Linked DNA regions of Homo sapiens: region 1 is linked to region 2. The links are chromatin contacts, found by Hi-C or POLR2A ChIA-PET in ENCODE. All regions are on one chromosome and are shown on one strand. The core of a region is the stretch at or near the end of the contact, and the rest is flanking DNA. Distances in the headings are between cores, read along the strand shown.

Region 1 (6,097 bases), core at 847-3,346, 380 kb before region 2:
GAAATAAATCCAAATACTTATAGCCAACTGATCTTCAACAAAGCAAACAGAAACATAAAGTGGGGAAAGGACACCCTTTTAAACAAATGGTGCTGGGATAATTGGCTAGCCACATGTAGGAGAACGAAACTGGATCCTCATCTCTCACCTTATACAAAAATCAACTCAAGATGGATTAAGGACTTAAATCTAAGACCTGAAACTATAAAAATTCTAGACATAACATTGGAAAAACCCTTCTAGACATTGGCTTAGGCAAAGATTTCATGACCAAGAACCCAAAAGCAAATGCAATAAAACAAAGATAAATAGCTGGGGCTTAATTAAACTAAAGAGCTTTTGCACAGCAAAAGGAACAGTCAGCAGAGTAAACAGACAACGCACAGAGTGGGAGAAAATCTTCACAATCTTTACATCTGACAAAGGACTAATATCCAGAATCTAAAACAAACTCCAACAAATCAGCAAGAAATGAAACAAACAATCACATCAAAAAGTGGGCTAAGGACATGAATAGACAATTATCAAAAGAAGAGACACAAATGGCCAACAAATATATGAAAAAAAGCTCAGCCTCACTAATGATCAGGGAAATGCAAATCAAAACGACAATGCAATACCACCCTACTCCTGCAAGAATGGCCATAATCAAAAAATCAAGAAACGGTAGATGTTGCCATGAATGCGGTCATCAAGGAACACTTCTACACTGCTGGAGGGAATGTAAACTAGTAGAGCCACTATGGAAAACAGTGTGGAGATTCCTTAAAGAACTAAAAGTAGAATTACCATTTGATCCAGCAATCTCATTACTGGGTATCTACCCAGAGGAAAAGAAGTCATTATAGGAAAAAGATGCTTGCACACGCATGTTTATAGCAGCACAATTCACAATTGCAAAATCATGGAACCAACCCAAATGCCCATCAATCAACAAGTGGATAAAAATCTGTGGTGTATATACATATACACACACACACACACACACACACACACACCCCATATACCATATACTATGTATATATTATACCATATATATGTGGTAGTGTGTGTATATATATATAAAATCATATTATGTATATGATTGGAATATATATATATATACACACACTACCATATTATATATGTATATATATGATGGAATGCTACTCAGCCATGAAGAGGAATGAATTAACAGCATTTTCAGTGACCTGGATGAGACTGGAGAAACTTTTTTTTTTTGTGGGGGACAGAGTCTCACTCTGTCGCCCAGGCTGGAATGCAGTGGCGTGATCTCGGCTCACTGCAGCCTCCACCTCCTGGGTTCAAGCGATTCTCCTGCCTCAGCCTCCTGAGTAGCTGGGACTACAGGAGACTCTTATTGTAAGTGAAGTAGCTCAAGAATGGAAAACGAAACACCATATGTTCTCACTGATGTGTGGGAGCTAAGCTATGAGGATGCAAAGGCATAAGAATGATACAATGGACTTTGGGGATTTGGGGGGAAGGGTGGGAGGGGGGCAAGGGATAAAAGACTACAAATAGGGTGCAGTGTATACTACTCGAGTGATGGGTGCACCAAAATCTCAGAAATCACCACTAAAGAACTTACTCATGTAACCAAACACCACCTGTACCCCAGTAACCTATGGAAAAATAAAAAATAAAAGACTTGTCAGATTCATGCAAGGTTAAATTCAATTGCCTTTAAATTCCCTTCTGCTCTCACGTCTCTGATTCTGTACAGTTCCTTGATTTTTTCCTAGATCTGATACACCAAGATCATGTCGGTGGTATTTCATTAAGTTTCTCAAAGTATACTATAATTTACAATTTATAATGTTGATAAAATCATTCAGTGGTTATTTCACAATAATTCTTGCCAAGATCTAGACAGCACATTTGTTAAAGGTGAATAATTTAGAAAGATGATATTTCTTCAGTGTTTAAATGTAAAAAAAAAGTTTCATAAATGTGTAGATAGAACCTTCCCCTTCTTTCTCAGACCCAAGACACTGACATATAGGCCATCAGATCATACCTGTATAGTATGACTCTGATAACAATGGGAGCTTCTTCAGAATTTACTGGAGGAGAACGCCTTCAAAGAGGCTGAAATACAAACAAGAGTTGAGTTTGTGATGGCACATGATAGTCACTGATTTGAGATTCTCGGTAAGCAGGTGGCAATGAAAACCACAGGAAACACAGTAATAGGTAGTGTGTACAAATGAGAAGTGAAAGCAAGCCAAGGACAGAATATCAACATTTAAGAGGCAGAAAAGGGTGAAACTCTAAAACAAGGGTGAAATAAAGAAGTAGGAGAAAAACCAGGACATTGTAAAAGGAGTGAATGGTTAAGAGAGCCAAATGCTACACAGAAGCCAGGTTAAATACAAAATTGAAGATACTTGGATTTGGCAATAAGGAATCACTGGTGACCTTATAGTAGTTCTAGAGTTTTAAACAAATTGATTATGATGGAATGGAAAGAGAGAAAGAAGTAGCAGAGAGACAAGGTCAAGGGACATCCTTCTTAGGATGGGAGAAATGACCATGTTTTAGATTGCTTTTAGATTGATAAAATGGAACAATTAGAGAAGATATTAAAGAGGCAAAACAGAGAAGACATTGGACATGGGATTAAGTGCTCGAAGGAAGAAATAACCTTAAATGGAAAGACTGAGACTGGAGGGGAGGGAAAAGGGTGAGCACAGAAGCAGATGAACCTGAGGATATGCCTCAGGAAGTGGCAGGGAGCTTCTACCTGAAACCCATTCTTTCCTTTATAAAATCACCTGCTAAAAACATGACGCAAAATGCTGAGTGGATGATTCTATTCCTTAGAGGGAAGAAGAGCTGTGAAAGATCTTGATCAGAACCAAAATTCTCATATGTTAGGGTAAATGAACAAGGATTCAGAACATTGATTGGAAAAAGCTGTGAACCTTCTGTACTGAAATACAGGAATAATCTGAATAATGACCAACGCTAACATGTGGCAAATACCTCTTCAAGTAGCCGCTCTATTTCTTCATATGTCAATAATGTAATTTTTCTGCCTTTGATATTAGAAAGGAGGCAAGAGCATGTGTTGATCCATTCATAACATTCTTTCTGAGAAGAGATAAAAGATTACAAGCAGAAAAACCAGCTCATTTATTCACTCACCGCTATTGAGGAACTGATAAATACAATTCCTCTAAACATAACTATATTCAATTAACTTTATATCAGTTCAGTTCAAAGAGTTGTGCAGTGGTGACTGGCTATTAACATACACCTAAATCATATTATCTCTTATTGACACGGTGTGGGATCTGGGTTGTAATGGGACAGGGAGTAGTGAAGTGCCGTAAAAACAGATACAAAAAGATTGTTTTATTTACTAATGTCTAAATGGCCTCCTAATAAATTTTATGCAACTGACCAGGTCAACTGTGATTGCATAATAACAACAGAAGTAGCAAACACCTACCTTGTACTTAATTATATGCCAGACTCTGTTCTAAGCATTATGCATATATTAACTCATTTGATCCTCAGTATGAGACATTAACTATTATTATCCTCATTTTTTAAGATGAGGAAACTGAGAAATTGAGTAGTTAAATGTCTTGCTCAAGGTCACAAAAATAGTTAAGTATGATGCTTGGATTCTAATCTATGTGGTCTGTGCTTAACCACTAAAAAAAAAAATCCCTCTACTGCTAATAAAGTGAATGGATCAAGATTTGAGACACTTTTGGAAAAGGTGCTCACCTTTTATCTATTGAGATATGGGAAAGGTCTATAGCAGGTTTTAATCCCCTAAGGTAAATAGTTAAACTGTATTTACCAAGATCTCCTAACAGTTAAGAGCTGGTTTCAACGTTTAAAAGGTACATTATTCCTTATTAGTTAATAAAAGCCCTGAGAACTAGGAAACGTTGTCCTCTCTGGGAACAGAGATCTGGTCACTCTAGCCAAAAAACGGCAGCATGTGGTGAAATGACCCACTGTAGGCTCCTGAAATCAACCACAATGAGCAGTAATATACCTTATATTTCTTTCATTATTAGCCTTTTTTTTTTTTTTGAGACAGGGTCTTGCTCTGTTGCCCAGGCTAGAGTGCAGTGGCATCATCATAGCTCACTGCAGCCTCGACCCACTAAGCTCAAGTGATCCTCCCACCTCAGCCTCCCAAGTAGCTGGGACCACAGGTGTGCACCACCATACCTGGCTAATTTTTTTACTTTTTCTTGCCCAGGCTGGGCTTGTACTCCTGGACTTAAGCAATTCAGCCTCCCAAAATGCTGGGATTACAGGCATGAGCCACTGTACCTGGCCCAGATTTCTTTTAAATTGTGTAATTATTATGAAACATCAGAGCCAAAAATTTTAGAAATCAAATCTAAATCCATATGTTGTAGATAAAGAAACTGAAGCCTATAGTGGTAAAGTAAGTTTACTACAGCTTTGTTAATGTCACTGATGGTTAAATTCTGGATTCAGAGGGTTAGAATGGTATCTTATTGCATATCAGGAAGAAGAGTGGACAAGGCAGATGAAGGTGTTGGGTTTTAGTCCTAACTTCACCTAATTAGTTGAGAGTTCTTGAGTAAATGCCTAATAGTCCTTATCTTTTTTTTTTTAATGAAGCTGTTTGTTTACTCTAAGTGATCCATATGCAGTGGTGACCTGGTAAATGTTTAACAACCATTTCTGAGGGAGTTGGGGGAAGCCCTGATTTGTAGCAATTTCTGATTTCCATGGTGAAAACACTCTCACCAGGCAATTTCAGTGATATTCATCAATTCAGTATGTTATCACAGAATGTGGACTTGAGAAGGCTTGTATATAATTGGTTCTTGTGAGCCAGTGTGAGTTTCTATCACACCACTGCCCCTAAGTATCCTTCCAGATATAAAGCTTGACTAATACATTTTTTAACCTTTTTTTATTGTACCTAGAACAAAAAAATTTCAAAACTAGTCTGTAGTTGAATTTGCACGCTATGAAACAGATCCTGGTCATTTTCTTATAAATGTCTGAGACATTGGAGATACTGTCATAAGACTTCTGATGAGGAAAAAAATTATTAGGAGTCTTTTACAGTTTTACTGTAAACGTTTTACAATAATCTATAGAGTTCAGCAAGTTTTCCTTCAAAACCTTCAATAATACCTTTTTATCAGCTATAGACCAGGATAGCTTGGTTGCTAATTAATACCCATGAATCTCTTTCCATGAATATTCTTAATTGATTCTAATAAAGACTTCTGGTGTGAAGTAAAAGGACTAAAATTCATGTTTGGAGTGAAGGAGTATTTAAGAAGCAAGTGATAGTCCTAAATGTTAAGCCTATTGTAGCAGGAGAAACAGAAGGCCACAGGAGAGTCTTTTATAGGGTACCAGCAGTAAGACACTGGCTATAAATGGAGCTATTAAGAATCCATGATCCACAGATCCCCCCATAAGGAAGGAAAGCTGGGGCTTGAATTTACCTGCTAAAACATCTTGAGAGTAAGATTCCTACTACCACCATCTTCAGTCATAGTCCTTTTGGAGGACCAAATCCTGGAACCGGCAGTGCTATCTCTGGTGACATAAAGAAAGCCTATTGTGGTCCAAGGTGGATGGCAGACTACACAGGGCAGAGATGAGACCAAATGGCATAGAGGAAGTTTTGTTTTGTTTTTTTGACACAGAGTCTTACTCTGTCGCCCAGGCTAGAGTGCAGTGGTGCAATCTCGGCTCACTGCAACCTCCGCCTCCTAGGCTCAAATGATCCTCCTACCTTAGCCTCCTGAGTAGCTGAGACTACAGGCATGCCACCATGCCCGGCTAATTTTTGAATTTTCAGTAGAAACGGGGCTTCACTATGTTGGCCAGGCTGGTCTCGAACTGCTGACCTCAAGTGATCCACTTGCCTCAGCCTCGCAAAGTCTGGGATTACAGGTGTGAGCTACTGTGCACAGCCGGCATAGAGGAAGTTAATTGTAGCTGGAAGTCAAGTTTGAAGAGCGCCAGCTAGAGGTCCTCATTTCCATTATGGTAGGTATTTATTTGGTATATTTCCCTCCCATATATTCTCAGCACTGTCAGGTGCTGGTCAATGTGTGTCTTTTTTGTCAGT
Region 2 (6,429 bases), core at 551-3,050:
TCATAACACTTTATACTGTACAGTTCTTTCCTACTCTGGAGCCAGCAGCTGAAATACTGTGTATATAATGAATTCAAACAAATGTTTCGCTGTTGAACTCACCGTGAATTCCCTTCCCTTCTTATGTCTTTCAGAAGCTTTGCATCGTCCCTATGGTTGTGATGTTGAACCCCAGGCACTAAATGAGGCTATCAGGTGGAGCTCCAAGGAGAACTTGCTCGGAGCCACTGAGAGTGACCCTAATCTCTTCGTTGCACTTTATGATTTTGTAGCAAGTGGTGATAACACACTCAGCATCACTAAAGGTGAGGCTTCTATGTAGCATCCTTTCACTTTTCAGTTTTCATTAATGATTAAGAGATAAAGGGGCCTGGCCAGGCACAGTGGCTCACACCTATAATCTCAGCACTTTGGGAGGCCAAGGCGGGCAGGTCACCTGAGGTCAGGAGTTTGAGACCAACCTGGCCAACATGGTGAAACCCTGTCTCTAATAAAAATATGAAAAAAATTAGTCAGGCGTGGTAGCCCATGCCTGTAGTCCCAGCTACTCAGGAGGCTGAGGCATGAGAATCACTTGAACTCGGGAGGCAGAGGTTGCAGTGAGCTGAGATCACACCACTGCACTCCAGCCTGGGTGACAGAGTGAGACTCCATCTCAAAAAAGAAAAAAAAAAAAAAATTATCCTGAAATACATTTTTTTCCCCGGCAGTGGCTTTCATATGTTCAAAAGGTAAGAATAAGCTTAGGCAGACTAGCAATCCAGTTCATGTACACAAGGATAATCTCCCCATAATCCTATTTCTTTCTCATAAAAGTTACTTTTTTTTGCCTTTGCATGCGTGTGTGCGTACACACACACACACACACACACACACACACACACACACAAAATCAATAATGATTGATTTTATTTGGTCATGTTCTTAATGTTCCCTTTTATAAGAATTTCCCACGGAAATAAACTACCACTCTCTTGAGAATATTACTATAATGGAAATCAAATAAACCTTTCCTACCATTCCTTTCACTAATCTATATAAACACAAACAATAGACATTTATGTTGTCTAGGCCAGTGCTACTCAAAAATGGTCCACAACAAGGTAAGATGCTTATGCCAGAATGTGAAACACTGAACTACTATCTTCATGCAGAAAGCCTTGCTCCAAAAGGTAAAACTATTAGCTGAACTAAGTAATAAATAGTGTGCTTAGTGATATAGTTGGTTTACATTTAGTTGAAGTTCTTAATCTCACTGTGGACTAGTAATGAATGAACAGTCCTCAGATAGGCAGTCAAGTTCGCAGACATTCTGAGTAGCAGTGAGGTCTGGCAACATGGCTCATCTTAGCCACAGTTCAATTAGAATAGGTGTGACCAGGCACAGTGGCTCACGCCTGTAATCTAGCACTTTGGGAAGCCGAGGCTGGTGGATTGTCTGAGCTCAGGAGTTTGAGACCAGCCTGGGCAACACGGTGAAACCCCATCTCTACTAAAATACAAAAGACATTAGCCGTGTGTAGCGGCATGTGCCTGTAGTCCTAGCTACTCAGGAGGCTGAGGCAGGATAATTGCTTGAACTTGGGACGGGGAGGTTGCATTGAGCTGAGATGGTGCCACTGCACCCCAGCCTGGGCGACAGAGTGAGATGCCGTCTCTTAAAAAAACAAAAACAAAAGAATAGGTGTATAGTGAGTCTAACCTTCATGGTAGTTGCATGTGCTGGCCAATTGTACATAGGACAGAATTAAAAGTGAAAGTAAAAGTGCATCATCTCCTAGTGTCAGTTTTACTTCCTGCTTTTGGATAGTTTTGGGGACAGGATGATACATGTTATGTATGTGGGGGTTGTGTTTATGCAGTTGTAGGAACATTTTACGTAAAATTTGAGGATAGAACAAAAGACATCAAAGAATTTTTTTTTTTTTTTTTTTGAGACAGAGTCTCGCTCTGTCACCCAGGCTGGAGTGCAGTGGCACAGTCTCGGCTCACTGCAAGCTGTGCCTCCTGGGTTCAAGCGATTCTGCTGCCTCAGCCTCCTGAGTAGCTGGGATTACAGGCACGCACCACCACGCCGTGTTAATTTTTGTATTTTTAGTAGAGACAGGGTTTCACCCATGTTGGTCAGGATGGCCTCGAACTCCTGACCTGTGATCCACCTGCTTCAGCCTCCCAAAGTGCTGGGGTTACAGGCGTGAGCCACCACGCCCAGCCAGAAAGTTTATATTGTGTAGTAGTCTCTTTGGACTACAATATACTTGATTTTACCTTTATTGATTCTTCACTGGAGAAATTTGTGAAGTGATGACTCAGAAATTCTTTCATAGGTATGTTTTCCTGTTGTTTTTTCAAGATAGCCCAGTCATCAAGGAAACATTGATAAAGAAAGACTGTTGATTCCTCACTTATGGGTTATGACTGGCCTTTATCTTATGACCAACAGTGGTTTCTCTTAAAATCCACAGAATGCCAAATTTTTATATCAGGTTCTCACTAATTTAAAATGATGTCATACTAAAGCTATTTTATTATTTTAAAAGACAAGAAAATATATTTAAAAAATAAAGCAACACTTTAGTTTTTGATTGAAAATGATATTTTGCTTGAATTTTTTTTTTTTAAAGTTCTACCAGCCAAGCGCAGTGGCTCATCCCTGTATTCTCAGCACTTTGGGAGGTTGAGGCAGGAGGATTGCGTGAGCCTAGGAGTTCAAAACCAGCCTAGGCAATGTAGTGAGACCCCTGTCTCTACAAAAAATTTAAAAATTAGCCAGGGGCAGTGGCATGCACCTGTAGACCCAGGTACTTGGGGGGCTGAGGTCTGAGGATCACTTGAGCCTGAGAAGTTGAGGTTACAGTGAGCTGTGTTTGCACCGCTGCACTGCCGCGTGGCGACAGAGGGAGACCTGTTTCAAAACAAACAAAAAAGTTCTCCCTAGGGTTGCTCTGCCAGTTTGGCCAATATTTGAATCCATACTAGTCATCCCCCTATCAGTTTCCATGGTAGTCAAAACTTCCAGGGTAGAAAAATTTTCCTGATAACTGACAAAAAAAGAACAACAAACAAAAAATCCTGGGGTCTTTGACTGTATCTTAATTATGATAGCCTGTTATTACCAATTCTTTTCAAGGAAGCAACAATATTAAAAAATGTATATATAGATATATATACAAAGTACTAATATTCTTTATTTTTAGCTCATGTGGACTAACAGAGAAAAGCTACAGAGCAACAGGTTTTCTTCAGTTTTTCTAGCAGGATTCTTTTTTTTTTCTTCCTGTAAATATGATTGGCAAGTATTTGTGCACTTATGCATATCCACCGCTACACCAGACTTACTCTTATCTGTATATATGTATATTTTATGTACCCATAGGTGTATATATGTACATATACTCTTGTGTTTTTTCTCATTATCTCATATCCATGTGTCTAAGGTGAGATGGTGTCTGATACAAAGTTATTCTATGGAAACGTTTCTGAAGGCCACTAAAAAAGGACAGATGGTTACAAGGATAATTATTTTTAGTTCTCCTAAAAACTTTTGCCTGATACTTCTGGCCATGTGCTTTTTTTTTTTTTTTTAGCAGTCTCACTCTGTCTCCCAGGCTGGAGTACAGTGGTGCAATCTCGGCTCACTGCAACCTCAGCCTCCCGGGTTCAAGCAATTCTCCTGCCTCAGCCTCCCGAGTAGCTGGGATTACAGGCATGCAGACTATCACACCCGGCTAATTTTTTGTATTTTTGGTAGAGATGAGGTTTCACCATGTTGGCCAGGCTGGTTTTGAACTCCTGACCTTAGGTGATCCGCCCCTCTCAGCCTCCCAAAGTGCTGGGATTACAGGCATGAGACACCACGCTCAGCCATGGCCATGTGCTTTTGATTGACTTGGCTTCCTTCTACTTTTTGACACTGAAGAAGTAGATGTGAATGCTGTAGGAAGACTTGCATCTCTTAGAGATAAGAGCCTGAGGCACTACAAGGATTCTTTAGATTAGCATTTATTTATCACTAGTGATATCTCTTTCACTTTTTCTGTTTTGTCAAAGAAACCTAATTTGTGCTGCAAGTATCGGGGCAAGTTATATGTTGAAGTCTGAACTTGATGTTCACAATTTTAATAGAAAAATTAAGAACATTGAAGTTGACAGCAAAGATACACTGAGTGACTTGGGTTTTGGTTTCCAACTTCAGAGTGAGCTTGCCATTCCACACACTGATTTTAATGTGGAATGGAAAGGAGTGATTCATTCTTTGTGGGAACTAGGAAGGAAATAAGAAAGCTATAGCTATTTTTAAACTTGCATTCTGGAAGGGATTGTGTTTTGGGAGTCCTAACTGCCCATTCCCCTCACCCCACTAAACAGTTTTCTTGCTGAAAACTCTGTGGTCCGTGTTTTTTTTTGTTTGTTCATTTTTTGTTTTTGTTTTTGTTTTTTTACATCAGTGGTTTTGTTGCCTTGGTGCCAAGTGAAATTTAGAAGTCACTTTGTATCTCACATGTCTTATCCCTAATCCTTGATTGTTGTTAACATTGAATCATATATAAGATACATTCCTTGATAAACTTTTGAGGGAAAGTGAATTTTCTTCTTTTGAAGAGTGAGCACTGTGTCCTTTTCCAGCCATTTTAGTAACCTGTCTGGCATACATAGAATTTCTTAAGGATATTTTTTAAGTTGTATATAGACTTTTAAAACCCTGTAGTAAATGCCAGAAAACCATTTGTGACCATACTTCTGTGGTTAAGCTAAAAGCTAAAGAGAGCAATCAGGATATGATGAACAGCCAAGTTTGTTTTCATTATTTAAAAAAAAAATTTGGCATAAAAGTTCTAGATTCTTTTTTTTTTTTAATGAGTTTAAAGTTTGACAGTACACTGCTTCAGTTGAAATAAAGTCTTAACATCGTTTCTTTCATCCTGTGATGACCTTATGGCTAGGTGAAAAGCTACGAGTCCTTGGTTACAACCAGAATGGTGAGTGGAGTGAAGTTCGCTCTAAGAATGGGCAGGGCTGGGTGCCAAGCAACTACATCACCCCAGTGAACAGCCTGGAAAAACACTCCTGGTACCATGGACCTGTGTCACGCAGTGCAGCTGAGTATCTGCTCAGCAGTCTAATCAATGGCAGCTTCCTGGTGCGAGAAAGTGAGAGTAGCCCTGGGCAGCTGTCCATCTCGCTCAGGTACGAGGGACGTGTGTATCACTACAGGATCAATACCACTGCAGATGGCAAGGTAAGACTCCCTGGTCACCACCTTTAAGCATGGACTGGCTACTCTGTGAAATAATATTCAACGTGATTGAAGTGAAATAATAGATTTTATGTCTGACGTGAAATAAAATATTCACTAGCTTTGTGAGTTTGGGCTTTTTGGCATGTTAGAGCTTGTACTCTTGAAAAGGATATGGTAATAGAAATTTTTAAAAACAGTATTATATTAATATTTTAAAGATAAGCTAGATTTGAAGGTGAAGAATGAAGGGAACTGCTCTATAAGTTAGCTGTTCTTATAATCAGTACACAAATATACACCCAGTGCACTGGTATAGAGTTTATCAGTTAACATTGTATCATTGAAAATTAGAATAATATCTACCAGAAAGTTCACAGAGTAAGAATTTAGACTTTTGAGCTTGGTGTCGATCATTAATGTATATTAACTGAAACGGATCATTCAGTCATTGAACAGTTTGTATATTGGGAACACCAACCATGTTAGTTAGAATGGATGTGTTACAGTGTGTTTACACATTATAAACTACAGAGCATGAGCTTATGTCCGTTGGTTATCTGTTGAGCAGTAAATTTAGGTTGAATTATTTCTTCTATTCTCCTCTATGTGATAGGCAAGCTGTGGGGGAAGCACAGGCTTTGGAGCAAGCAGATCTGATTGTGACCTTACATAAGTCTCAATTTCCCTGTCTGTAATTAGATCCCACTTTATTGGGTTGTTGTAAGGATTAAATGAAGTAATTTCTGTAAAACATAATGACTGATACAAAGTAGAAAATAAGTAAATTTTTAATTTTCTTTCACTTTTGCACCAGCATACAGACATAGTATGTTTCCTCTTGACCAAACAGAACAGAATCAGATGTGTAATAATATAAGAGTGACTTAGCAGTTCTAGTTATTTACCTAATAGAAATGAGTGCATATGTGTGCCAGAAGACATGTATAGGAATGTTCATAGCAGCATTGCTTGTGATAGCCAAAAACTAGAAACACCCACAGATCTAACAACAGTAGAATGGATTAATAAATTGTGGTATATTCATAAAATGCAATTTCATTCAACAACAGAAGCGAACACAGTACTGCTACACACACCACCACCAGGTAAAACTATGGCCCTCCAGCCGTCTGCTTTTTTTTGTAAATAATATTTTATTAGAATACAGCCACACCCATTTGTTCATGTAT

The links. Hi-C counts contacts between places; a loop is a spot of excess contacts on that map. ChIA-PET counts read pairs that join two places held with the same protein, here RNA polymerase II (POLR2A).
Region 1: a loop to region 2 is called in a map of OCI-LY7, with 2.4 times the contacts of the local background. The contact joins two enhancer-like sites. A Hi-C loop is called at or near these places in 1 of 168 maps with a recorded cell type or tissue (OCI-LY7). POLR2A ChIA-PET finds 5 or more read pairs at or near these places in 1 of 52 experiments (WTC11).

What each region holds. Positions count from the first base shown.
Region 1 is chr1:179,506,295-179,512,391 of GRCh38, reverse strand. AXDND1 (axonemal dynein light chain domain containing 1) reads right to left here. Exons shown (of 26, transcript NM_144696.6): 21 at 2,989-3,096. Among named protein-coding and RNA genes, the nearest start is that of NPHS2, 67 kb to the left of the region's middle. Within about 2 kb of position 2,096, at least 2 of the 41 ENCODE cell types and tissues checked have a DNase peak (open chromatin) inside an H3K27ac peak, as active enhancers do; they include OCI-LY7, where a contact is called at or near this core.
Region 2 is chr1:179,125,187-179,131,615 of GRCh38, reverse strand. ABL2 (ABL proto-oncogene 2, non-receptor tyrosine kinase) reads left to right here. Exons shown (of 12, transcript NM_007314.4): 3 at 135-305; 4 at 4,944-5,239. Among named protein-coding and RNA genes, the nearest start is that of TOR3A, 46 kb to the right of the region's middle. RefSeq lists an enhancer at 1,648-1,697. Within about 2 kb of position 1,800, at least 16 of the 41 ENCODE cell types and tissues checked have a DNase peak (open chromatin) inside an H3K27ac peak, as active enhancers do; they include OCI-LY7, where a contact is called at or near this core.